2 separate regions of the Homo sapiens genome follow, and region 1 is linked to region 2. Evidence: chromatin loops called from intact Hi-C (ENCODE). Cell type or tissue: ovary. All regions are shown on one strand. Each heading gives the region's core, and the rest is flanking DNA. Links, peaks and the distances in the headings are about the cores only. Region 1 holds the start of CHST14 (carbohydrate sulfotransferase 14). Region 2 has its middle 45 kb from the start of CCDC32.

Region 1 (11,781 bases), core at 1,363-6,362, 49 kb after region 2:
CTAACTTCACCTTCCTATTCCTTCTTCTCTCTACCCCTACCTTCCATAAGCCTTCCTCCTTTCCTCCCTCCCATTTGGGAGGCAGACAGACCTGGGTTGGACACTTTGGGCAGGTTATTTATCCTCTCTGTGCCAGTTTCCATGTCTGTAAAACAGGATGACCCCACCGGCACGCGGCTGTTGTGAGGATTAAATGGGGTGAGTACAGCAGCCGGCCCCAGTGTTCTCCAGGTTCTCCGGTTCGTGCTGCAGGCCCCAGTTAGGGGGACTGATTAGCTGCTGTAGGTCTGGAGCCGCTTAAAGTCCCAGGCAAGGAGGAAAAAGAGGGTGCAGTAGGGGGGTCCTGAGGGGTCGGAAGCTCAGAGAAGGACTGACTCATTGGTAGAGGAAGTAAACCCAGAGGTCAAAGGGGCCCTGCCCAGAGGTAGCAGTGATACCCAGTGCTGGGCCAGACACAGTGTCCTGGCTTCTCCCTTGTCCCCACAGGCCTCTGAGGGGTCAGGTGTTGAACCAGCATCCAAAAGAACATCCACTGAGCCAGGTGTGGGGATGGGCCCTTTTATTCATTTTGTCTTCATTAATCCTCCCCTCTCCTAGCAATCTACATGAGATAGGTGTTTTTATTCCCACGACACATTGGAGAAAACAGAGGCTCTGAGAGATAGGCATCTGGTGAGGAATAGGGCTGGGACTTGATCGGTCTAGGTAAAGTCCCCAGAGCCAAGGGGACTCTGAAGAAGGACATCTGAGCCAGACAGGGGGTCAGGTAAGGCCTTCTGGAAGCAACATGGCCTGATGAGTCATAGTGGAGAGCCATAAGTGCCCATAGAAGCCCCCTATCCCAAATATGGGAAATAGTGTTAGTTTTCCTCTACAAAGTCCAATCAATAGCAAAGCTAGCGACAGGTAGCACCTGCAAGGGGGCCCTCCCTGCCTCCCTTCCTTGGGCCCCCCTCTTACCATAGCCTCAGGTCTCTATAAAGTACAGCAGTTCCCACTGGGGGTGTGTGAAATAGGGCTAACAGAGAAGGGCCAGCTCTGGCCTTGCAACTCTCCCTTGGGCCCAGCAACTCCTGATGGGCCTGGGATCCCTGGAGAGCAGTGGGGGCAATGGGCCATACTGAAGTCTGTCCTCTGCTGCTCCAACTGTATTCCTTCCACAACTTTCTCTGGACCTAAGTCAACAAGAGCCTGACCCTCACTCAACCTCCTTGCCTGCCTTCCTTGTAGTGCCAGAAAAAAATCTCCTTGCTCACACAAAAATTTTCTTTTTCATTTGAAAATGGTCCGGGGCCAGGCGTGGTAGCTCACGCCTGTAATCCTAGCACTTTGGAGGGGCCGAGGTGGGCAGATCACCTGAGGTTAGGAGTTCAAAACCAGCCTGGCCAACATGGTGAAACCCCATCTCTACTAAAAATACAAAAATTAGCCAGGTGTGGTGGTGCGTGCCTGTAATCATCCCAGCTACTTGGGAGGCTGAGGCAATCGCTAGAACCCAGGAGGTAGAGGTTGCAGTGAGCCAAGATGGTGCTACTGCACTGCAGCCTGGGTGACAGATCGAGACTTCATCTCAAAAAAAAAAAAAAAAAAAAGAAAGAAAGAAAATGCTCTGGGGGAACTTCTCATTCAACTCTTATTGAATAAGAGGAGGATCCCGTATCTCCTACCCACCTACTTTTTTAGGGAATAATACATGTAGGTATGCTCTGGACGTGAGGCCATTCCTAACTGGGCTTGCCCTTTGGTGACATCCCAGGATCTGAGTCTGTGATCTGGTATAGCCTATTAGAAAGCCCCCAAAGTCTCCATGGAATGGCAACGGCCCATTGGACCAGCCCAACCAAGTTATACCTTACTTTCTCTATCTACAGGCTGCCTCCCCTGACATGGGAAGACAGACATCGAGGAGATCTGCTGGGCCCACAGGAGCTCCAAGGGAAATCACAGAAATGCTCGCCTTATATATAAAACTGCTTTATTAAAAAGTCAGCTATTAGGAAAACAAAGCCCTTACAAGGGTTCTATCAAAAAGTACAAATTTTAAATAAATGCATCAGAAAAATGGCAGCCAGATATACCAGCCACAGTCACAACCTCAAAGGCCTTGTGGGGAAGGAAGGGAGAATTAGGGAGGAGGTTCCGAGAACTCAAGGAAGAGGCTGGGCACAGAGGGTCTTTGGGTGCCTGCAGAGCTGGGTCCTGGAGCTACCAGGCAAGAACCCTGCTTCCGTTTTCCTTTCCTTGGAAAAATGTAAAGAACTGGCAGGTGTAGGAAATTTTGAGACTGGAGCAGAAAGGCACAAAAGTCATTTATAAGGTATGATTGCTCACTCTAGTCCTGAGGCACATGGGGTGGATAAATGGGGGATCAGAGCCACAGGGTCCCTGGCTCTGGTCATGCTTGCCCCTGGCTGGTACCATCTCTGAGTTTGGCCACAGGTTAAATTAAGGTAGACCAAGTGGACTGCATAATCCTGGCAGCCCGGGGTCTGGAGCCAGTCTTTAGATCAGATGTGTTGCTTCATTGGCAAACTGGTGTCTGCCCCCCAAGAGATCCCCCCAATGAGGAGCAGCAGGTCTCCTGCCTAGCCCTGTCCTCTGAGTCACTGTGGGTGCCCACCCTGGACAAGGAACTTCTGAGGGCAGTCTCTGCCATCCAGGATCCTGAGAAGCCCCAAGCCCCAGAGCCAGAGTTTCTCCGAATGACAGGCAGAAGCACAGAAAGCTGGCGTTGAAACCAGTCCCCACCAGCTGCTGGCCCCACACCCATGGTCACTGCTGACACGCCTCCTTGGTGACATTAGGCAGTGGGTAGGCAAAGAGGGAGAAGTCCAGGATATACTTAGGCAGCACATCCTGCAGCAGGGCCCGGGGGGCACTGCACAAGTGGTAATGCAGGCTTTCGGGGCTGGCTGGCCGGTACCAGGCCTGGCGAGCTGGAAATCGGACGTGAGGTGGTGCCCGTACCCACTCCAGCACCTGATTTGCATCAGCCTCCAGCCTCTCATAGGAGCCCACAAAGTCATAGTGCACGGCACAAGGCTGGCACAGGTGGTACACGGGCATCCAATGCTCATTCATGCGCTCAGGGTCCTCATCCACCAGGTATCTCAGGAACTCGGGGAATGTGACATCGTCGCCTGCAGGGCTGGGCCCCGCTCCAGCCCTGTACCGCCTCACTATCTCAGCCCCATAGCGTTGCTGGTACTCTCGGATCTCGCCAAACTTGTTGCGGTAGGCAGAGAGGAGGCGTTCCAAGGGCTCCCGCACAAACAGGAACTTAAAGTAGTGCTGCAGGCGGTAGCGAATCTCCTCAGGCCGCAGGTCGGCCAGGAACACCAGGTCACTGCGGTGGTCCATCTTGAGGCGGACGTCCACGCTGTCCAGGACGCCTGCCAGCACCTTCATCACCCGCTTCCAGTTAGAGCAGGCCACCTTGGGGACGTAGCAGTAGAGGAAGCGGTAACGGTCACTTACGAGGATGTGGCGCAGCAGGGTGCGCCGCTGCCCCACCGGCAAGTCCCAGGGGTCCCGGGGCATGCCTGGCTGTCCGCACACCGCCCGCAGGGTCCTGTTCCGGACGTCCTGCCGCACTTGCAAGTCCGCGTCCCCAGCCCTGAGGGACAGGCCCCCAGGCTTGGGGGCTTTCCCGCGCCAGGCTGTGCCCTCGCGGCCGGGCGGGTGCAGGGGCAGGGGCTTCATCTCGGCCAGGATGCCCCGCTCGATCATGAGCAGCAGCCCGCTGGAGGCCACGATCACCGCAAACATCAGCATGGACGGCAGCAGCAGGGGCGGCCCACCCAGCCCCGCCCGGGCCCTGCCCAGAGGGGCCCGCCTCAGCGCCCGGCCCAGGGGCTCGGCGCCATTTGGGGCCGCCAGCGGGGTCAGCGGGCGGGGGAACATGGTGCTCAAGGGGTGGGGGCCTGCGCGGGCCCGGCCGATCCGAGGGCGGCCTGGAAGGCGGGCTCGGGCTGGGGGCGGGAGGAGGGTCTGGGACCGGGGGTAGTTGGGGAGGGGAGGGCAGGGGACAGCCCTGGCGCGTGTAGGGGTGGCCGGCTCCCGGGCTGCGGCGCCGAAGCGGGCGGCGGGCGGCGGGCGCGGCGAGGGACCCGGGCCGGATGTCCCGCCCGGCCGCTCTCCACCCCCGGCCTCGCAGTGACACAGGCGCGGGGGCGGGCCCACGCCGGGGGCGGGGAGAGGGGCGGGCGCCCCTGCGGGGCGCGGGCTTGGGAGGGCGCACGCGGACCCCTACCCGGAAGAGGGCGCCTGAGTCAGGGCCACCCCTGTCCTCTGGGCTTGGGGACAAAAGCTCCTGAGACCTCGAAGGCAGAAAAGACTCGAGGCTGCTCTCCTGCAGCGTGTGTCCTCAGGGAAGTGGACAAGGGGGATTCGCCACAAACTCAGGCCTGTCCTAGCCCTTCCTCCAGCAACGGGTCTGGAGGCAGGGAGGCGGGCAGCGCTCTCTCCGAGTCCAGACGTGCCGGAGGCTGGTCTTTCCAGCTGGAAGCGGAGCCCTCGGTGTGCTCCCCCTTGCCACCCTTAACTCCCTCCGTCCTGCAGGTCGTGGCCACTCCAGGAAGGAGAAGCAGAACTGTCAGACACTGACCAGTCTCCATGGTGACCCTTGTGTTTAGCAATACCTGGGGACTGACTACAGTGCTTGTCCACTGGGTAATGCTGAAATGTCTGGAAATGGAGTCTCCCCTCCTCTGCCTTCTCCTCATGAGGCAGTGGGATAACTGGGCACTCTGGGGAGGGTCTGACACATTGGTCCATCAGCTGCTGGTGTGGCCAACACACATTTGGAAGGGTGAGGAGCTGGGGGCACAAAACAGCAGGGAAACAGCACGTAGTCTCCTTGCCTGGAGCTAGATGTGTGCTCCATGGCACCAGGCTGGTCACTTGGGCGGACAGCAGACCCGAAGTGCTTTGGATGTCAGCAACCACCATTTCCCACTGGGAACCTGGCTCAGTAGCCAGACTTGGTCCAGCTATGTGCTTGCTGCCTGCAGAGAGCCAGCAAGCCTCTGAAGCAGCAGAGGAATATGATTAGAGCCCAAGTGTACTGAGGACAGCGCCCACTAAGTGTTTTATATTCATTATCTCCTTTAGTTGTTACAGCCACCCTGGCAGGGAGCTAGTGTGGACATTCCCTTTGTACAGCTGAAGTAACAGAGGCTCAGGGAAGATGTGACTCAGTATGGGTGGTTCTGAGTCTAAAACCTAAATTTCTAATCACGGCCCTTCAGAGATTAAAGGAGCATATCATGGAATGGCTAGAAGGGAGGAAGCAGCTGACTCGAGGGCGGACTGTACAGAGCAGGTGATGGAAAATAGAAGATACCAGTGGGAGAATGGAGCTACCAGTGATCAGATGAATTCAGAAGGGTGAGGGGACTTGAGGGATGAGGTGATACTAGAGGGCTCACTGATGACCCCACAATCCCAGCAACAGGAAAAGCACACAGATGAGCCAGGGGAAGGAACGGTAAAGCCTTGCAGCCTTCCAGCTCTCCAGGGCAGGCTCTCCACATCTGATTGCCCCAGTGCATCTGCAGGCTACCACCTGTCCATTTGCTGCACCAGAAGTTTGCGTGAAGGTTCTGCCTTGTCTACACTGCTCCTTGCTTCCAATAATCCTAAAGGTATACATTTCTGGTGATAGGATTTTCTATTAAAATCATATTTTCCAGTAAGTATGTCCTTTAAACCAGGAGAGGAAAAAAAGGCCTTAGACCTTTAAAAATCTTTTGATAATGTGGCCACATGTGCTCCCTTCTGTGTTACAGGGTAGTTTTCTGTGTTAGCAGTCAGGGTGAGGCAGGGGGAGTCCTTGGGCCTGGTACTTATCTCCATACCAATTTCTTGTCTGTAAGATAAGGACAAGCTACCACTCGCCTCAAGGGAGTCTTGTGGACACCACACTGAAGGCAGAGCTAGAAAAATCCATGGTGGTGTCTGTGCCACCAATAAATTCTGAAAAAATGTTCCTGCCCACATGCACCATGCCTTAGCAAAATGCAGAAGTGGAGGCGGGGCGGGGGGGTGCTGTGGCTCCCAGGAACCTCTATGGCCTTAGAGCTGCCCCACCTGGAACATGGTCAACACTGAGGCTTCCAGGCTGGGACCAGGGCTGGGCTGAAGCAGGGGTCAGCTGGCCGCAGACCCTTGGCCCCATGATGTGGCCTTCCTCAGCAAGCAAGAAGCACCAGCTGCAAGACACTGAGGCCCTAGGACAGTGCTGGCCAGTTACCCAAGGTGATGAGGAGGGATGCTTTTTTTTTCTTTTCTGAGACAGGATCTCACTCTGTCACCCAGGCTGCAGTGGTATGATCACGGCTCACTGCAGCCTCGTGCTCTTGGGATCAAGCAATCCTCCTACCTTAGCCTCCTGACTGAGACTATAGGCATGCACTGACATGCCGGGCTAATTTTTAAATTTTTCGAGAGACATGGTCTATGTTGCCTAGGCTGGTCTTAAACTCCTAGGCTCAAGTAACCCTCCTGCCTCTGCCTCCCAAAGCACTGGGATTACAGGCAGGAGCCACTGCATGAGGCCAGTGATAAGAAGGTATCTTTGCCATGTACCTACTTGGGGACCAATTTCCAGGTCACTGGTCAGGTGAGGGCTGGCAACTGAAGTATTTCACACAGACCTAAGCAGGCAGCTGTGGCCACCATGAAATCAAGAAGTCAACTCCAAGTTCCCAGTCCCTCTGTCTCCTTCCCTCACTCTCTTTTCCCTCTGCTTCCCTGCCCTCTTTGCTCATTGGCCTTGGTGAGCATCCATGCCACAGGGGTTAAGAGGGACCTCTGAAATAAGAATAGTGGGTCTCTCCACACCCACACACCAAAAGATGACAGGACACACAGGAAACGATCCTTTTCTAAATCAATACAATTTCTCAAATTTATTTTTTTCTTAAAGAAGTACTTCTAATCTCTGTCAAAAGGGAGGTGAGGAAAGGTCCTTCCTCCCTTGTAAACACTGAAATACAGATCTGGGAAACCAGGATCAACACACACAAAAAGTGCATTTTACAAAATATCAACTAAAATATATTTTACATGGATTATGCTTCCATTGAAATTCTACCAGCTGCATTTTCAGGTTCGAAAAAATATTTCCACATCTAAGAGATTTCAAAAGCATTTAAGTTCGGGGCAGCCAAGACCCTACCTCCTGGGAGGAGGGCCTTCATCTCCTTTCCTGCTAGGTGAGGCTGGGCTCCTTGGCAGCAAGGGCCCAGAATGAGCAGGCTCCAAGGCTGGCTCTGCAGAGCCCCCACTGCCACTCTGCCAACCTCATTTACTGCCCCATCCTCCCAGACAGACACCTTCCTCCAAACAGCTTATTCAATATAAGGAGATCCAAGTCCCTTCCCTTCAGGTTTGGGATCAGGCTTCCCAAGCATAAATTCACCTCTGAAGCCTCCAGGCCTCACCCAAACCCAATGACCAATCAGGAGCAACTCATCTACTAAGGGACAGGGCATGGCAAGTTGGGGGAGCCCTCAGGGTTCATTTCCACCTCCCTCTGCAGCCCCTGCCCAGCTGTCCTCACCCAGTGCCACCTCCTAAGCCTGCTGGGTTCATCTGCCCTTCCTCCCTAAGGGAAGACCCAGGGCTGCAGTTCTCAGCCCCAGCCCCTGCCCCCAGGGGTATGCCCTTGTGGAAGTGCTCAGCTAGCAGGTTCCCAGCACCAGGCCCAAGCCACACTGCACTCCACTCCCTCTCCCACCATACTCCTCTTTGGTACAGATAGGAAATAACCAGGCTGCTCCAGCCCCCTCACAGAGTCTCAGGGCCAGGGCCAAGGCCTAGTCTCCACAAGGACAACAGGGGACTGAGCCTGTTAGTCTACTCTGGGGAGCAGCATGAGGTGAGAACAGGGCCTCTGGGCAACAGGAACAAACTGAAAATGCAAGTCCTTAGCTCCTAGAGCAAGTGGCTGCAGCTCAGCAGGTCCGTGGACTGATACAGTGTTGATTCTTGCTAGGATGTAAATTAGTGCAATCTACAAAAGACTAGGGAAAGGGTGGCAGGGCAAGGGGAGCCACAGCACTCCTTTGGTTTGATTTCAGGTGGGTGTGGCTTGAAGAATCACGTGTGAAGTTCTGCAAGAGGTTTCCTGGAACCTCCATGTGTAAGGCAAGAGGAAAAATCTTCAACAAATCAGGTAGCAATTTTCCTTGCCCCCTGCCCCCAACCCTCTCCCAGCACCCATCTTCCCTCCCAGATATGACAAACCCCACAATCATCAGTTAACTTTCTGGGAAGCCAGACCCGCTGGGTGGCCGTCTCTGGGAGGTGGACAGGAGACTCCCACAAGTGGGCCACACCCATGACTGTGAGAGGTGGGTCAACTTGTCCCAGCACCAGTTGCTACTGCAGGGCAAAGGAGGAAAGCCAGAGAAAAGGCCTCAAGTCTAGGAAGAGGAAGTCAATGCTCTGGAAGCCAGACTCTGGCTCTCTATGCCTCAAAGGAACAAGCTCAGAGCTGTGCTGGGATCTAGGAAAGCCTGGTCCCAGGCTGAAGGGGAAGCGGCGGGTCACAGTGGGTGAGGTAAAGCTGGCCCCCACTCCCCCTTTGAGGGCAAGGGGGAGGCTACAGAAGGGCCTGTTGGGTCTGGTTCCTGAAAGACCTTGCCCCTCCTTCCCGCCCCCACCCTCCTAGGGCCCCATTTCCCTCAGGCTTGGCCCAGCCTCAGAGAAGACTACTTTTCGGAAATCTCCACCCAGGGGAACCACAGAAGGTACCTTGGGCCAAGCTGAGAGTTCTGATGCTTTTCTTATACCCTGGCCTCCCCAGCTCCCTCCCCTGGAGCCCAGAACCCACAGGGGCCCCTGCCCTCCCCCCCAAGAAAACCACAGGCCAGCAAACTTAGGCCTCTGTGGCCCCCTAACCAAGTGCTGTGCTTCAAGCAGTGCCCCCTACCCCGAGCCCCACTTGCCCATGGGTAGCCCCAGCATGGGCATGAGGAGGCTACTGGGGGTTCTTAAGGATGCGCCCGTGGCGGAAGTCATAGACATGGCGGCAAAGGAACACCAGCTCAGGGTCCGTGTCCTCTGGCACTGTGCGGTGGGGTGGGGTGGAATAGTCTGCAGAGGGGGGAACCAGTGCTGTCTTTCGGCTGGGGAGGCCTTCACCTCGGCGCTTGGCCATGGCACAGAACCTGTAGAGAGATACCATTCACTGTCTTTACTCCAGCCACTTTTGCAGGAAGACCAATTCCTTCCCTACCCTACCCTACCCGACCCAGAGAGCTAGGCTATCCTAGCTCCCCAAGGGGTGGTACTGTCTCCACCCATCCCAGGGATGATGTCTGCTCTGCCAACCACCAGGCTATCTTCTCTGTCACTGGAGAACCACACTTGCCAGGGCCTCTCTCCATTTGCCTGCCAATTCGCCTAAATTTTTTCCAAGAGCAGTAATGTTACCCCCCAACTCTGCTCCAACCATTCTACCTCAGTGTGGCAACACAATTTTTCTTCTTTCTTCCAAAAAATATCAGATGGTAGAGGCAAGCAATAGGGAAGTAAGTTCTGGGAGATTAGGCTCAGTGAGTAAGATCAGGTAGAGAGCAGAATGAGATCCTCTCGGGGAATTCCAAGCAGCCCCAAATATGCCTGGGGAGCCTGAGGGAAGAGGCCAGCCAGAGGGTGCAGGGAACCACCTACCTGCAGTACTCGGCAAAAGTCAGCACATAGCACTTCTCCTCAATGCAGGCCACACTGTTCTGGTCCTGATGTCGCGATGCAAACACTTCATTCTGCAAGGGCTCAAAGGGAGACAGGTGGAGGTTGTTACCAGGGCTGGAAAGCACCTCATTCCCAGAGCAAGGCAGACATTAACCCCTCTGCTGGGCCTGCTGACCTGAGATGACTCCAGCAAGCTTCCCTGGAAATTCAGCCTAAGTATGCCTCACCTACTGCCTCCAGGCATTCCTCCTGAGTCCCTTCTAGGTCCCCCCCTTCTCCAGAATAGCCAGGTATCTGCTCTAGCCCCTGATTGTCACTGACCTCCCAAACCCCAGCCCTGCCTAGCGTAGGAGAGGGGAAATGTTCTTCATCTTTCCAGTTAGATGGAAAGTCCCTGCAAGGGAAAGTGAAATAAAAGGTGAGCCCAGGGCACACACAGATGGCAGTCACCTCTTTTAGCACACAGCTTGGTGGAGAGCCTATGGGGTGTTAGGAGGAGTCTTTCCTCCCCTCCCCTCCCCTACTACAGAAAATACCAAAAGTGACCAGGTATGCAGCTCCACCTCACCTTTCCTGTTTCCAGGGGAACACATCCACTTGCTCCCATTGGCACCTGCTACCTCAAGGGTTCCCTTTCTGTTCCTCTTTTTAAGACAAAGGTTATTATTCCCTTTGAAACATGAATTGGGGCAGTGTTGGGAAAAGAGAATAAATCCTGGGCCCTTTCCCAGGTTCTCTGGAGTCCAAAGTGACAAGCGCAGGGATTTGACTACAGCCCATGGCTGCCCTCCCCCTACCACGTCTTAGTGCCATAACCTTTCCCTCTGTCTCTCCTGCCCTCCCTGACCCATCTGCCAGGCAGCTCACCTCGTGCATGCTGGGACTGCGGCCTCCCTGTAAGTGCTCAGGTCTGTAATACCACAGGAGGCTCATCATCAGCTCTCCTGGAAGGACAACACAGTGGTTATGGCTTGAACTGGCAACCTGAGTTACTTAGACAGGCAGAGAGGCTGGCTGGCTGCCCTGGAGGTTCATCCAACCTCAATCCTGCAGGCTCCGGCAACCCATGTCCCCTGCCCCAGGCCAAGCATTCAGAGGCCTGGAATGCTGTTAGGCATGGAGGGAGAAGGGGGAGAAGGCACTGACAGGTGAGGTGGGGGGACAGGTGCCCAGGCTCTGCTGGCTGGAAAGGTTAATGAGCTGATCCAACCCAAGCCACAAGGTCACCCACAGCCCTCGGCAGCAGAGAGACCCCAGCCGAGTGGAAGGCAGACTCTGTGCCAGGAACACGGGGAGACTCACGCCAGGTCAAACTCCAGGCAGGGGCCAATCTGGGGACTACAGTTCTGCTGAAGGCAGCTGCCCCTTGGGTCCCCAGCCAGAGGGAGAGGTACCTGACTCGGGGTTCTCCCAGAGGGCAGAGATCTTGGCCACATAAGGTGTGGAGGTCTTTCGTGGGCCTGATTTGAGAAGGACGGTGTCCCGGACTCGGATTGTCTCCCCATGCCGCTCTACCGCCTGGTAGCTCTTTCGGATGGCTGGCTCCGGCTCATCCTAGGCAACAAACCAATGACACAAATAGGCTTGCAGAGCCACACTCAGAGTAAGGACAGAGAGAGGGAATGACATCCTTTCCACGATTTCCTCAAGATAGTCAAACCACTACCTTGGTTTTGTCAAACCACTATCCTTTTTTGGATGGGGCTGGGGAATTCTCATGGTTGGAGAAAGGATGAGAAAAGGGAATAGGGGTGGAAAAGTGGCCTGAAGCTTCTGGGGCTGAGCTCTGACCACCATACCCGACAGCTGACTCTCACTCCAAGACCCCCAGTGCTGGGTAAGTGCTCATGCTTCCTAATGGAACAAGTCTCGGTCTGAACCCTTAAACCACTGTTATAAGGGGCACAGCCTTTGACAAATTATTTAAAGTATTGCTAAGCCTCAGCTTCCACATCTGTAAAATGGGATTAATTATAGGAAGATGGGATATATACCACATAGGGTAGTGGTGAGGATTAAAGGGCATAATACTTACAAAATGCTTAGCTCAGTTCTGGCATCTAAGAAGTGCTCAATAAA
Region 2 (15,866 bases), core at 5,042-10,041:
CTAGCTCAGGTCTCTCTTCCTCTTCTTATAAAGCCACCAGCTCCCCTCCCACAGTAACCCATTAATCCACGAATTTATGAATGAAAGAACCCATCTGTGAGAAAGCAGAGCCCTCATTATCCAATCACCTCTTAAAGACCCCACTTCCCAATACTGCCACACTGGGAATTAAGTTTCAACAAGAGTTTTGGAGGGTACAAATATTCAAACCATAGCACCTATGTACAACAATTAAGAACATTCGGTGGGGTGCGGTGGCTCTCGCCTGTAATCCCAGCACCTTGGGAGGCCGAGGCAGGTGGATCGCTTGAGATCAGGAGTTCGAGATCAGCCTGGGCAACATGGTGAAACCCTATCTCTACTAAAAATACAAAAATTAGATAGGCATGGTGGCCCACATCTGTAGTCCCAGCTACTCGGAAGGCTGAGGCAGGAGAAATGCTTGAACCCGGGAGGCAGAGGTTGCAGTGAGCTGAGATCGTGCCACTGCACTCTAGCCTAGGTGACAGAGTGAGACAGTGTTACAAAAAAAAAAAGCAGTTCGAGACCAGCCTAGGCAACACAGTGAAAGCCTGTCTCTACTAAAAATACAAAAATCGGCCCAGCATGGTGGCCTGCACCTATAATCCCAGCTACTTGGAAGGCTGAGACGGGAGGATCATTTGAACCTGGGAGGCAGAGGTTGCAGTGAGCTGAGATCACATAACTGTACTCCTGTATCGGTGTACTGCTGCTCTGGCAAGACCCTGTCTCAAAAAAGAAAGTAAAATAAAAAATTCAGTATATTTACTTTATTATTATTATTTTTATGAGTCAGAGTCTCGCTTTATCACCCAGGCTGGAGTGCAGTGACGCTCACTGCAACCTCCACCTCCCAGGTTCAAGCGATTCTCCTGCCTCAGCATCCTGAGAAGCCAAGACTACAGGCACATGCCACCATGCCCAGCTAATTTTTGTATCTTTAGTAGAGATGGGTTTTTGCCATGTTAGCCAGGCTGGTCTTGAACTCCTGACCTTAGGTGATCTGCCCGCCTCGGCCTCCGAAAATGCTGGGATTACAGGTGTGAGCCACTGCGCCCAGCCAGCACATTTGTTCTAATTAAGCAGTTTCCCTTATAGGAGTCTATTAGAAATATTTACAAATGTGTACAAGGTCATATGACAAAGGCATTCACTGCAGCATTACTTGTAATGGAAAAGTATATGGAGACAATCTGAATGTCTAAAATTAGTTAAATTCTGGAGTTGTGAAACTGCCTTGCTATGGACTACCATGTGACTGTCAATAATAATGATGGAGATCATTATGTACTGATGTGGAAAGATTTTATGCTTTTAAGAAAAAACAGCAAGTTACAGTATTATTTTCAGTTATATAAAACAGTACCTGGCATACAGTAGCTAATCAATAAATATTTATTGAGCTGAAAGAGCATGAGCCCAGCCTGTTAAAAACAAATGACCCCCCAACACACACTTACAAACAAGCCCACATATTTTCATGAAAAAAAATGTTCTGGAAGGACAGTAACCACTGTCAATTGTGTTTATCCCTAGTGCATGAGCAGCTTTAACTTTCTCTGGCTCTGGTCTACACAGCCCACATTGTGTGAGGTGAGGCCGCAGTGGGCCCACACAGGCACCAGGCAGTTCACAGGTGTTGTTGCAGAGGTCTTTCGTCTGCACTCTCAGTGGGAAAGAACAGTAAAGCCCAACCACCCCAGCCACCATCCACGGTGACTTGCAGGTCATGGAGAGAAAAAAAAAAAAGGCCAAGGACAAAGATATGTAATTATTGACACTATTTTATTTATACCTAAGGAGAGACACCAAAGTATGAGCATCCAAGGGCCAGGGCATTGGGTGGACCAGACATTATGGGTGGGTGGCTTCTAAGGCTTGGAGAACCCAGGCCAGAGGCCACCCAGTATTCCCTGAGCACCTGTGGCTGAATCCTGAATGTCCTGGGTCTCTGCACTCAAAGCTTAAGGGAGAAACAAGGGGTGTCAGGCAGGGTCAGCTCTGAGGAGCAGGCGAGGTCCCAGTGGCCTGCCAGGGTGAGGTCAAAGGAGCTGAGGTCTGGGTAAGAGGACACTTCAGGTCAGTTACAGTGGCCTGAGAAGGACTGGTAGGCCTCCCTGAGGTCTTGGAAATAAGTCTAAAAGAGTGTGGCTTTAGAATATTTAGAAGGACTTTTTCAGAATTTAGGAGACATAACATAGTTTGGGGAGACTTTAGAGGAAGAGTGCTCAGCCATACATGGTGGCTCATGCCTGTAATCCCACCACTTTGGGAGGCTGAGGCGGGCGGATTACCTAAGGTCAGGAGTTTGAGACTAGCCTGGCCAACATAGTGAAACCCTGTCTCTACTAAAAATACAAAAATTGGCCGGGCGCAGTGGCTCACGCCTGTAATCCCACCAATTTGGGAGTCGAAGGTAAGTGGATCACGAGGTCAGGAGTTCGAGACCAGCCCGGCCAAGATGGTAAAACCCCATCTCAACTAAAAATACAACAAAATTAGCCAAGCACAGTGGCAGGCGCCTGTAATCCGAGCTACTCTGGAGGCTGAGGCAGAATTGCTTGAACCCGGGTGGCAGAGGTTGCGGTGAGTTGAGATTGTGCCACTGCACTCCAGCCTGGGCGACAGAGTGAGACTCCATCTCAAAAAAAAAAAAGAACAGCTTGGCTGGGCATGGTGACTCATGCCTGTAATCCCAGCACTTTGGGAAGCTGAGTGAGGGGAATGCTTGAGCCCCAGGAGTTGGGAGACCAGCCTGGGCAACATAGCGAGACTCTGCCTCTACAAAAAATTAAAAAATTAGCTGGGCATAGTGGCATAGGCCTGTAATCATAGCTACACAGGAGGCTGAGGCAGGAGGATTGCTTGACCCCAGGAGGTCGAGGCTGTAGAAAACCTGAGCAACAGAACAAGACCCAGTCTCCAAAAAAAAAAAAAAAAAAAAAAAAAAAAAGAAAGAAAAAGAACAGCTTGATGAATTTTTCCAAAGGTATACACACATGTAACCACCACCCCAATGAAGACAGAGCCTTTCCATCATTCCAGAAAGTTCTCTCATGCCTCTTTGCAGCCAATTGCCCCAACCCCCATAAGCCCCAGGCAACCACTGATCTGCTGTCCCTATAGCTTAGTTTTGTCCATTCTAGAATTTTACATAAATCCAGTTATACAGTACATACTCTTTTGTGTCTGGCTTCTTTCACTCAACATAATATTTTTAAGATTATGCATGTTGTGGCTGGGCGCGGTGGCTCAGGCCTGTAATCCCAGCACTTTGGGGAGGCCGAGGTGGGCGGATCACGAGGTCAGGAGATCGAGATCATCCTGGCTAACACGGTGAAACCCCGTCTCTACTAAAAATACAAAAAATTAGCTGGGCGTGGTGGCGGGTGCCTATAGTCCCAGCTACTCGGGAGGCTGAGGCAGGAGAATGGCGTCAACCTGGGAGGCTGGAGCTTGCAGAGCCGAGATCGCGCCATCGCACTCCAGCCTGGGCGACAGAGCCAGACTCCCGTCTCAAAAAAAAAAAAAAAAAAAAAAAAAAAAGATTATGCATGTTGTGTGTATCAATAATTTGTTCTTCTTTTAAATTACTGACTTGTCTTTAATTGTTCTGGATATACCACAATTTACTTATCCATTCTCCCGTCAACTGATATTTGTGTCCAGTTTTTGGCTACTGTGAATAAAACAGCTATGAACATTCATGTACAGCTGTTCTGTGAATATACATTTTCTTTTATCTTGGGTAAATACCACAAAATGGAACTACTGTTATGTCTGTTAGTTTTATTTTTAAAAACTGCCAATATGTTTTCTAAAGTGGTTGTCCCATTTAACACTCCCACCAGCAATGAATGAGAGTTCTAATTGTTCCATGTGTTCATCAGGACTTGGTAGTATCAGTCTTTAATTTTAGCCATTCTGGTGGGTGTGTATTTCACTGTGGCTTTAATTTGCATTTCTCAGTTGGCTATTGATATTGAGCATATTTTCATTTGTTTATTGACCCTTTTTATATCCTATTTAATAAACTATCTTTTACCTATTTACTTTTATAATTCAAAAAATTTGTTCAACACAATTTTACTGAAGTAGTTGAGGTAATTATGGTTATTTCCTTTTTACAGGTAAGGAAAATAAATCCAGAGAGACTTATCCACCTTTTCCTTTTTTTTTTTTTTTTTTGAGATGGAGTTTCGCTCTTGTTGCCCAGGCTAGAGTGCAATGGCGGGATTTTGGCTCACCACAACCTCCGCCTCCCAGGTTCAGGCAATTCTCCTGCCTCAGCCTCCTGAGTAGCTAGGATTACAGGCATGCGCCACTATGCCTGGCTAATTTTGTATTTTTAGTGGAGACGGGGTTTCTCCATGTTGGTCAGCCTGGTCTTGAACTTCTGACCTCAGGTGATCCACCCACCTCAGCCTCCCAAAGTGCTGGGATTACAGGCATGAGCCACCGCGCCCAGCGCTTATCCACCTTTTCTTGTAACAGATAACCAGCAGCTGGCCAGGTACAGTGGCTCACTCTTGTAATCCCAGCACTTTGGGAGGCTGAGGTGGGTGGATCACTTAGTAGAGATGAGGTTTCACTATGTTGGCCAGGCTAGTCTCAAACTCCTGACCTTAGGTAAGTTCAGGAGTTGAAGACCAGCCTGACTAACATGGCGAAAACACACTCTCTACTAAAAATACAAAAATTAGCCAGGCGTGGTGGCATACTCCTATAATCCCCACTACTCGGGAGGTTGAGGCGGGAGAATCGCTTGAACCCTGGAGACCGAAGTTGCAGTGAGTGAGACTGCGCCACTGCCCTTCAGTCTGGGCAACAAGAGCGAAATAGTTTCAAAAAAAAAAAAAAAAAAGAAAGGAAAACCAGAAACCTGTGGCAGCACCTCTGAGTTATGCTGAGCAACTGTCCGTACTGCAAAGGTAGGGACTGTCCTCCTCAGGCTTTGCTGAGTGACATCTACATGCTTAATGGGCTTTACTCAAGTTACCCAAGTGTTTGAGAATAAACTAGAACCATCTGATATTTAAGCTCCCTGCCCAGTAACATTTAAAAAGCAGATGTACACCTAAATTAAAGGAAAGACGTTCTATGTTCATTGATCAGAAGACTTAACATGGTTAAGATGCCAGTTTTCCCCAAAATGATCTACAGATTCATTGCAATCTACAGCAAAATCACAGCTGGATTTTTTGGTAGAAATTGACAAGCTGATTCTAAAATTCATATAGAAATTCCAGGAATCCAGAATAGCCAAAACAGTCTTGAAAAAGAAGAACAAAGTTGGAGGGCTCACACTTCCTAATTTCAAAACTTCCTATAAAACCGTGGTAATCAAGACAGTGTGGTACTGCCATAAGGATAGACATAAAGCAATAGAATAGAATTGTGAGTCCAGAAGTATACCCTTTCATTTATGATTAATTGATTTTCAACAAGAGTGTCAAGACAATTGAATGGAGAAAAAAATAGTATTTTTAACAAATGGTGTTGGGACAACTGGATATACAACTGCAAAGGAATGAAATTGGACCCCTATCTGACACCCTACATGCCACATATTTCTTTTTTTCTCTTTTTTTAAATAATCTGCATTACTTTGGAGAAACCATATATTTCTTAGAAGAAATATAGGAAGAAAATATAGGAATAATATTTGTGACCTTGGTATGGGCCAAAGCACAAGTGACAAAAGAAAAAAATAGATAAACTGGACTTTATCACAATTATAAATTTTGGTGCTTCAAAGAACACCAATAGGAAGGTGAAAAGACAATTCACAGAATGGCATAAAATATCTGCAAATCAGATATCTGATAAGGGACTGCTGTCTAGAATTTATGAAGAACTTTAACAACTCAATCATAAAATGACAAATAACCCAATTAAACAATGGGCAAAGGATCTGAATAGACATAGCTCCAAAGAAGATACAGAAATGGCCACTAGCCATCATGGAAAGGCAAATCAAAACTACAATGAGATACCACTTAACACTCATTAGGATGGCTATTATCAAAAAGATAGACAATAACAAGAGTCTGCGAGGATGTAGAGAAACTGGAACCCTCATACATTGTTAGTGGGAACGTACAGTGGTGCATCCACTTTGGAAAACAGTCATATGATGCAGCAATTTCACTCCTAGGTATATCCCACACAAAAACGTGTATATGAATATTCATAGCAGCATTATTCATAGTAGCCCAAAGTGGAAATAACCCAAATATCCATCCATTGATGGATGGATAAATAAAATTCCATACAATGGAATATTATTTGGCACTACAAAGGAATGAAGTACTGATACATGCTACAACGTGGATGAACCTTGAAAACGTTATGCCAAGTGAGAAAAGTGTCACAAAAGACACGCGTTGTATAATCCCATCTATATGCAATGTCTAGAATATGCAAATATATAGGGGAAATGAGGAGTGACTGCTAATGGATATAGGGTTTCTTTTTCGGGGGTGATGAAAATACAGTTGACTCTTGAACAACACAGGTTTGAACTGCACTGGTCCACTGATAGACAAAGTTTCTTCTGACTGTGCCACCCCAAGACAGCAAGACCAACCCGTTTTCCTCCTCCTCCTCAGCCTACTCGACGCGAAGATGACAAGGATGAAGATCTTTATGATGATCCACTTCCACTTAATGAATAGTAAACATAGTTTTTTCTTTCTTATGAGTTTCCTGATAGCATTCCTTTTCTCTAGCTTACTTTATTGTAAGAGTATAATACATATAGCAGACAAAATATGCGTTAATCAACTGTTTATGTTATCACTAAGGCTTCAGGTAAACAGAAGGCTATTAGTAGTTAAGCTCTGGGGGAGTCAAAAGTTATACATGGATTTTTAGCTGCAGGGAGGCTGGCACCCCTAACCTCCACGTTGTTCAAGATTCAATTATATTCTAAAATTTATTCTGGTGATGTTGCAGAATTCTGTGAATATACTAAAAAATACTGAATTTTACACTTTAAACAATTTCATGAATTATGAAAAAGATTGTGCAAATGTCCACTTTTATAAACCATTGAAAATTTTCTTAATTGGAAAATGATTTTATAAATAAAGTTGCATTATTGCTTTGTAGACGAAGTACTTTTATTATAAGCCTACAGAGCAGAATGCAAAATGATGCCATTTATGAATTCATGTCAGTAGTTATTTGCTGAAATTATATCAGTATAGTGCATTGATCCTGCTTCAAAGCAGGTGTAGAGAGGATTTCCAATATGATGAACAACGTGTGGACTGGAAAGCAGAAGAAAATATGCATAGAATTGGGTACAAAGTAAATGTATTTTCTTCAACATTGTGTTCTGTTCATATTGTTCTGAAATAAAAGAACAAGTTCTAAACATTAAAACAAATACACAACATCCAAGAAAAACGATACAATAAGCAAAACATGCAGAATACACACACACACACACACACACACACACACACACACACACACACACGCACACACAATCTGGCAGCTGGAGCCACATTCAGAGACAATGGTTGTTGGGGGAAGCCTCCCAGTTTCCTCCAAGGAAAGGACATTCTTGATTTGTCGTCTCCACTCCCCTGTCACCCTGGACTTAGGTGCAAAGATGGGCAGAGCAGCTGTGCACACCAAGTTGTCTCTTCTTTCAGGGGGTGCCCATGTGTGTTGGGGTAAAAGGGAAACTGGGGGAGGGGGCACTCTCACGGGTGTGGCCCAAGAGTGCTCAGCCCAAGGGCAGCCTCAGCGAACAGCACTGCCACCTTGCGGCTTGGGTTGGTCTCAGCTCTGATTAAGGGTCCAGGGACCCACAAGGGGGCTCCTTCATGTTCTTCAGAAGAAAATATTTGGCAATTCAGTAGCCTTCCTTCAAATATCATTTTTATGTTTTTTTCTTAATTTAAAAGTAATTCACATTCACTTTATAACATTTTTAAAGTAGATATAAGGAAAAATAAAATAATAAAAATTATCTGTAAATCCAACCTCCAGAGATAACCAAGATATTAGGCACTTGAGTGTATATTCTTCCAGTCTTTTTTCTGTTTTTTTTCTTTTTTTAACAAAAACAGGATTATACAGTACATACTGTTGTTTCATAAACTAAATATATTGTACGAGTATCTTTCCACTTGTTAAATACATTGTATGAGTATCTTTCACTTGTTGTTCTGCAATACCTTTTATTTTATTTTATTATTTGGAGACATGGTCTTGCTTTATTACCTAGGCTGGAGTGCAGTGGTGCAGTCTCTGGTCACTGCAGCCTTAGCCTTCTGGGCTCAAGCAATCGTCCCACCTCAGCCTCCTGAGTTAGCTGGGATTACAGACATGTACCACCACACCTGGTTAATTTTTGTATTTTTTGTAGAGACGGGGTTTCGCATGTTGCTCAGGCTGGTCTCAAACTCCTGGCCTCAAATGATCCACCCACCTCAGCCTCCCAAAATGCTGGGATTACAGGAATGAGCCACCACACCCGGCCCACAACATAATTTTTGATGGCTGTATTGTATTCCTTTCTTTGGGTGACTGGGCCATAGTTTATTTAACCAACTATTGTTGGAACACTTAAATTATACCCATTTTTTTTTCACTGAAGTAAATAATGCTGGGATGAACTTCCTTGTTGCTGAATCTTTACAGAAATCCACGGTTCTTTTCTTAGTTAAATTCCCAAGACAAAGTGGATATGAAGTTTGTAAGGTGTTTCATATAATACAGTATATTAGTTAAGACTTTCCAGAAAGGCTTAATTAGGAGGCTTTCTACCTTATTTATTTATTTTTAATTTTTTTGAGACGGGGTCTCACTTTGTGCAGTAGCGTGATCATAGCTCACTACAGCTTCAAATTCGTGGGCTCAAGTGATCCTCCTGCCTCAGCCTCCCACAGTGCTGGGAGTTTGAGGCTACAGTGAGCTATGATCGTGGCACTGCACTCCAGCCTGGTTGACAGACTGAGACGCTGTCTCTAAAAAAATTAAGATAAAATAAAATAAAAATTAAGGGCTTTCTCCTCATATGTTAGTGGAGATTAAACCAATAGAGAAAATTATAACGATTTAAAAAATACTATAAGTTCAGAAACATTTTATTCTTTTTCAAAATAATTTTTCTTTTTCTCCTCATGTTACTTTGTTTAAGATAAATTCAGAAACATTTTAAAGTGAGCTTTATTTATTTATTTATTTATTTTTTGAGACCAAGTCTCGCTCTGTTGCCCAGGCTGGAGTGCAATGGTGCAGTCTCGGCTCACTGCAACCTCCGCCTCCTGGGTTCAAGGGATTCTCCTGCCTCAGCCTCCTGAGTAGTGGGATTAATGGCGCCCACCACCATGACTGGCTAATTTTTCTGATTTTAATAGAGACGGGGTTTTACCATGTTGGTCAGGCTGGTATTAAACTCCTGACCTCGTGATCCACCCCGCCTCAGACTCCCAAACTGCTGGGATTACAGGTGTGAGGCCACTGCACTCTGCCGCTTTATTTTTATTAATCACAACTACACCTATATACTTCTCCTATTTTTTTATTTTTACGAATTTTAAAAACAGCAAATTTGAAGGAATAGTATTAACACCCCTCCACTCTCCACCAAGCTTCAACATTTTAGGCATTATACAACTTTGCTCTCTCTCTTTATAAATATATATATATATTTTGAGATGGAGTTTCTCTCTTGTTGCCCAGGCTGGAGTGCAATGGCGCAATCTCGGCTCACCACAACATCCGCCTCCTGGGTTCAAATGATTCTCCTGCCTCAGCCTCCCGAGGAGCTGGGATTTCAGGCATGCGCCACCACGCCCAGCTGATTTTGTATTTTTAGTGGAGACAGGGTTTCTCCATGTTGGTCAGACTGGTCTTGAACTCCCGACCTCAGGTGATCTGCCCACCTCGGCCTCTCAAAGTGCTGGGATTATAGGCATGAGCCACCATGCCCAGCCATGAATACTTTTTTGCTTAACCTTTTGAAAGTAAATTGCAAATGTTATGTCACTTCACCTCTGAATATATTTGCATGTATCTCCTAAAAGAGGGACATTCCCCTACATAACTACAAAATCATTATCATGCCTAAAAAGTTAACAATAATTCTCTAATATCATCTAATATTTAGTTTATATAACATTTTACCCAATTGTCCCTAATTATAGATTTTTAAAAATCAGATTCAATCCAAGCTTATGAATTGTTGTATCCTTTAAGCTGGAAGAGTCGCTTCTTTCTTTTTCTATAACATTGTCTTTTTGAAGACTCCAGGCCAGCTTTCTTACAGAATGTTCCACATTTTGGATTGAGTGAGTGTTTCTTCATGGTGTTGTTTAACTTGTTCCTCTGGCCCTCTCTGTTTTCTGTAAATTGGAAGGTTGGTGCAGAGAACCTGTATAAAATAATTCTACCGGCTGGGTGCGGTGGCTCACACCTGTTATCCCAGCACTTTGGGATGCCGAGGCGGGTGGATCACCTGGGGTCAGGAGTTCCAGACCAGTGTGGCCAACATGGTGAAACCCCGTCTCTACTAAAAATACAAAAAATTAGCCAGGCGTGGTGGCAGGCGCCTGTAATCCTAGCTACTCAGAAGGGGCAGGGGAATTGCTTGAACCTGGGAGGCGGAGGTTGCAGTGAGCCGAGATCGCACCACTGCACTCCAGCCTGGACAACAAGAGTGAAACTCTGTTTCAATTAAAAAAAAAAAAGAATTCTACCATAGTTGGTTGCATTATTGGTTCTGATTTATTCTATCCTTTCCTGTGAGGTGATTATACGTCCTCTCCTTTTGCTATGTGACTTGCGGCACTCCTTTTTAGGAGGAATACACTTCACTGTCCCATTAATGGCGGGCATGGTCACACGACTTGAGGTGGCCAATAAATGTAAGTGGAAATGACTATGCTTTTCCCTGCAGAAGGTTTAAGAACTATGGCAGACTTCTATCACTTTCCTTTTCCCTCTGCCATGAGGATTACATATTTCAAATAGAGGCTACATCTTCTGCCCAGATCCCAGAATGGAGAGGACAACACAGAGCAGAACCACCAATGACCACAGCCGACATAAAATGTGCATAAGAAATAAACCCTTCTTACTGTAAGCCACTAAGAGTTTTGGGTTATTTGTTACTACAGTGTAACTCAGAGAAAGCTAATTAAAATATAAACACATATGTCAGCAATATTATTTCTTTCATCACAGAAGAGCCTTGCTGTATCCATAGAGTTGAGAGCAGGTCTCCTTGTTACACTGTGGGTACACTAGATTCCAGAACCACTACCTACTGTGTCTCTGTATCAGCTCCTGCCTTCAAGCGGCTCAAGAAATGACTTTGGGGACCCAAGCCTGGGGCCAGTCTGTCCAGGATGACTAAAGAGGGAGTTAGATGGAGAAGGCAGGGTCTGGAGCAGTACCTGGCACATGCAGTACTCAAGGATTTGATAGATAAATGAGTAATTTGCTTGCATTCTTGTGCCAGGGTTTTTAAGAGTCAGTCCAAAATAAGGATTATGTTATGAATTTTTCAAAAAGCCTTTTTTCCTTTAAAAGACTTATTGGCCGGGTGGGGTGGCTCACGCCTGTAATCCTAACACTTTGGGAGGCTGAGGCAGGCAGATCACAAGGTCAGGAGTTCGAGACCAGTTTCGCCAACACAGTGAAACCCCATCACTACTAAAAGTACAAAAAATTAGTCAGGTGTGGTGGGGTGCACCTGTAATCCCAGCTACTTGGGAGGCTGAGGCAGGAGAATCGCATGAACCCAGGAAGCAGAGGTTGCAATGAGCCAAGATTACGCCATCGCACTCTAGCCCGGGCAACAGTGCGAGACTCCAACTCAAAAAAAAAAAAAAAAAAAAAAGACTCATTTAGGAAGACGTAAAATGAAGATTTTATTTCCTTTAAAAGACTTATTAATCCACTTAACAAATTATTTACTAATTACAAAGGGGAAAATGGTAATTTGACAGTGGAGAAATCTGGTGGCCACCCTTTTAACTAAGAGAGCAAAGTTAACATCTCTTAAATAGGACAAACCAATGTCATATGCCTTCTGATGTCATGCAATGAGAAAGGACGTATCATTTCTGTGGTATTTTGGCAAAAATGCATTACTTGAGTGTAACCATGAGCAAACATCAGACAAACTCCAACTGAGGGACCTTCTACTCAATAACAGGCCTGTACTTTTCATACACACAAATGTCAATGTCATGAAAGACAAAAGAAAGCCTGAGGAAACTGTCAACAGATTGAAGGAAACTGAAGAGACATGACAACCAAAAGCAACGTGTGATCCTAGAATGGATCCTGGGCCAGAGAAAGCAATGCCTAGAAGAGGAAAAAGAAAAGAAAAAGAGGAGGAAGAGGGTGTAGAGAAGGAGGAAGAAAAGGAGGGTGGGGAGGAGGAGAAGGGGAGAAGAGAGAGAAGTAGCAGCAGGGGGAGGGAGAGGGGACATTATTAGGATAATTGGCAAAATTTTAATCAATTATGTAGATTATAATATTATATCAATGATGTTAAGTTTCCTGGTTTTGGTGATAGTACATAAGTATTTCAGGGTAAAGAGGTGCAATGTCTATAATTTACTCTCAAATAATTCAGTAAAGAAATTTATATAAACAGGGAGTATTCTGTCTTGTGCACGTGTTCTCTTTCTCTGTGTGTATGAATGTAGAGAGACAGAATCATAAACCAAGGCTGTGCACAGTAGCTCATGCCTGTAATCCCTGCACTTTTGGAGGCCGAGGTGGTGGATCATTTGAGGTCAGGAGTTCCAGAACAGCTTGGCCAACATGGTGAAACCATGTTTCTACTCAAAATACAAAAATTAACTGGGTATGGTGGCATACACCTGTAATCTCAGCTACTTGGGAGGCTGAAGCAGGAGAATTGCTTGAACTCAGGAGAGAGAGGTTGCAGTGAGCCGAGATTGAGCCACTGCACTCCAGCCTGGGTGACAGAGTGAGACTCTGTCTTAAAAATTTTTTTTTTAAAAAAGAAACTCATAAACCTAATATAGCAAAACATTAGCAACTGGTGAATCTGGGTGAAGAGTATATAGGAGTTCATCGTACTATTGTAGCAAATTTTATGTGTGAAATTATTCTAAAACAAAAAGTTAAACAAATGGATATTCATCTAAAATGATGTCATTTCCATATTTTGGGAATTAGAAAGTCTTTATTTATGAACTGATGGGATAGTAGATGGTGGTTTTTTGTTTTGTTGGGTTTTTTGTTTTTTTTTTTGAGATGGAGTCTCGCTCTGTTGCCCAGGCTAGAGTGCAGTGGCAGGATCTCAGCTCACTGCAACCTCCGCCTCCCCAGTTCAAACGATTCTTGGTGCCTCAGCCTCCCAAGTAGCTGGGATTTCAGGCACACGCCTCCACACCCACCTAATTTTTGTATTTTTCGTAGAGACGGGGTTTCACCATGTTGCCCAGGCTGGTCTCAAATTCCTGACCTCAAGTGATCCGCCCACCTTGGCCTCCCAAAGTGCTGGGATTATAGGCATGAGCCACTGCACCCAGCCAATAGTAATTATTTTGAATGAACTTGCTTGGCAAAGTAAAAAGTTAGCCATCCCCTGTTGGCCCCTCCCCACGAAGTCTTTCATGGTGCAAGAAATCCTCAAATGTGGGAAGCAGTATTTTAGTGTGAATCCCCAACAGGATGGACTCCTGCTCTCATCCAGAATCCAGAGGCAGGACACAGCATGTCCTCAGTGATGGGCCAAGAACAACTCCGCAGAGGCCTCCTGGGGCAGGAGAGACGCATGAACACACACACCTTCTTGGGCACACATCCACAGCACACACCCTGAGAGCCCCTGGAAGGGGGAGCCCAGCCTCCCTTGGCATGTGATTGGCTGTCCAGCCTAAGATGTGGCGGATGCTCCAGAGCTGACCAGAGGCACAGAGATGACATCACTGTCTCTTTCTGGAAACAGCAATGACAGAGAAGACCACAGCGAGTGATAAAGGTAGGCTCTAATTAAGCCCTCAGCTGTGTAGGACTTGGGCCTTGATGGAAGGGGTAGGATTTAGTTAAGCCAGGGAAGAGGACGATGCTTTCCCCTTCTGGGAGTCCCTTACTATACTCAGTAGGTACTCAGAGAGTAACGATGTAGTCACTATCAATTTTAGGAAACAGGAGCAGCCAAGACTCTGAAGATCAAACCAGCCTTTGTTTCCTTTACCAATTCTTGGTGGTAATGTTTGGCTGACCCAATAGCATCCCTGGGTGTGCCGGGAGGAAGGATGAGGCTAAGCGCTGCTCCTCCTTCACCGTGAAGGCTAGTATAACTTCTGTTCCAGGAGGACCCAGGAGGATGCAGGACCTTTAATGGCAGGTGAGATTAAGAAATGGGGTTCCAGCTAGGCACGGTGGCTCACGCCTGTAATCCTAGCACTTTGGGGGACTGAGGTGGGCTGATTACTTGAGGCCAGGAGTTTGAGACCAGCCTATCCAACATGGTGAAACCTCGTCTCTACTAAAAATACAAAAAAATTTAGCTGGGCATGGTGGCACCCGCCTGTAATTCCAGCTACTTGGGAGGCTGAGGCATGAGAATTGCTTGAACCCAGCAGACAGAGGTTGCAGTGAGCCTAGATGGTACCACTGCACTCCAGCCTGGGTGTCAGAGCAAGACTGTCTCAAAAACAACAACAACAACAACAACAACAAAAACAAACACAGAAGAAAAAGAAAAAGAAATGGGATTCCAATTCCTTCAGCAGAAGCAGCAGGAACTGGAATTTGTTCTGTAGACTGTGGCAGGCCTGCTGGACAGAAGAGGGTCCTGCCAAGTCTCTGGACTCCACTGACCGGTTTGGGAGCACACATGAGGATGCAGGCTGGGATTGGGGCCTGGAGCAGGGCAGCAGCTGGAGTCTCAACATGCGGACACCAGCAGGACACACAAACTCCATCAGGCCAACATCAGGAGAAGATTCTGTGCTGGGCTGGGCCAGTGATCCCAGATTCAAGGGAGGTGGGGGCCCCACTCAGGAGGGAAGGTCTGAGTCAGGGACCATGGAGACAAAAAAGCTGGAGGGCAGCATGTGGGGGCATGTTAAGGATGGAGATTAGTGAGCATGGGGAATAGAGAGACAGAAATAACCACAGAATTGTGAAGTCTAAGAAATGAAGGCGAGGATAGCTATGAGAGTTGAATTCTAGGGTTACAGCTGAAGGAGCTGAGTGATCCTGGGCTGATGGTGGATGGTAGTTACTTTTAATGAAGTTGCTCAGGCATCAGGATTGGGGCTGCTGATGAAGGGACTGGGGTGTTGGAAGGAGATTGGGTCATACGGAAAACAGGGTGATGGTGAGGCAGAGGAGAAAGCAGGACAAAGACCAAGGTCTATGGCTAAAGCCAGAGGCCCGAAAAAAGAGGGCCCAAACACGTGTAGGGCAACCCCAGATCCTTGCAGAGGGACATTCATCAGGTGGGATGTCAGAGCCAGGAGAGTTAATACTTATCCCCAAAGTAGAGGTTTGGGGAGCAGAGAGGAGGGCAGAGGCGGGTGGGGTGCAGACATGGGGAGGGGTCGCGCTCCTCTGTGGGTTTGGAGGGCTGCCTGTCCGGCGTTGCCTGCCGGAGGGCTTGGCGCTCAGCCACAGTTGCATCATCACTGAATGCACTGAGCCTGTGACCCTGTTTTTACACACACCTGTACCCAGTTCAAGCGGCATCGGGAGAGTCGTCTTAAAACTTCAATCTAAAACGTTCTTTTCCATCTGATCGGGCAGAGCGCAGGCCCCACGGGCCATCGTGGGAGGCACATACAGTCCGCACCGCGCGGACGCCCAGACCGCGGCCTCCGCTCCGCCCCGCC

Evidence for each region. Hi-C counts contacts between places; a loop is a spot of excess contacts. Peaks named below come from ENCODE experiments on the same cell type or tissue, not always from the same donor. Only the 100,000 strongest peaks of a DNase experiment are listed, where the experiment ranks them.
Region 1: a loop joins it to region 2, with 2.0 times the contacts of the local background. A loop is called at or near these places in 19 of 110 quality-filtered maps.

The regions. Positions count from the first base shown.
Region 1 is chr15:40,463,336-40,475,116 of GRCh38, reverse strand. CHST14 (carbohydrate sulfotransferase 14) reads right to left here and starts at 4,133. Exons shown (of 1, transcript NM_130468.4): 1 at 1,959-4,133. The coding sequence starts at 3,903. The coding sequence ends at 2,773. It overlaps BAHD1 (bromo adjacent homology domain containing 1), which reads right to left. Exons shown (of 7, transcript NM_014952.5): 4 at 11,097-11,256; 5 at 10,570-10,646; 6 at 9,682-9,782; 7 at 6,881-9,176. The coding sequence ends at 8,987. RefSeq lists enhancers at 2,366-3,269, 4,552-4,661, 10,406-10,905, 10,906-11,407 and silencers at 3,722-3,971, 4,022-4,261. In ovary, for the core only: no CTCF peak of the experiment used is centred there; DNase peaks (open chromatin) are centred at 3,296, 4,166 and 4,426; H3K4me3 peaks cover 1,823 bases; H3K27ac peaks cover 2,580 bases.
Region 2 is chr15:40,511,848-40,527,713 of GRCh38, reverse strand. It overlaps a transcript of CCDC32 not described here. Among named protein-coding and RNA genes, the nearest start is that of CCDC32, 45 kb to the left of the region's middle. RefSeq lists enhancers at 7,466-7,575, 7,630-7,924. In ovary, for the core only: a CTCF peak has its summit at 7,790 (motif pointing left); a DNase peak (open chromatin) is centred at 7,783.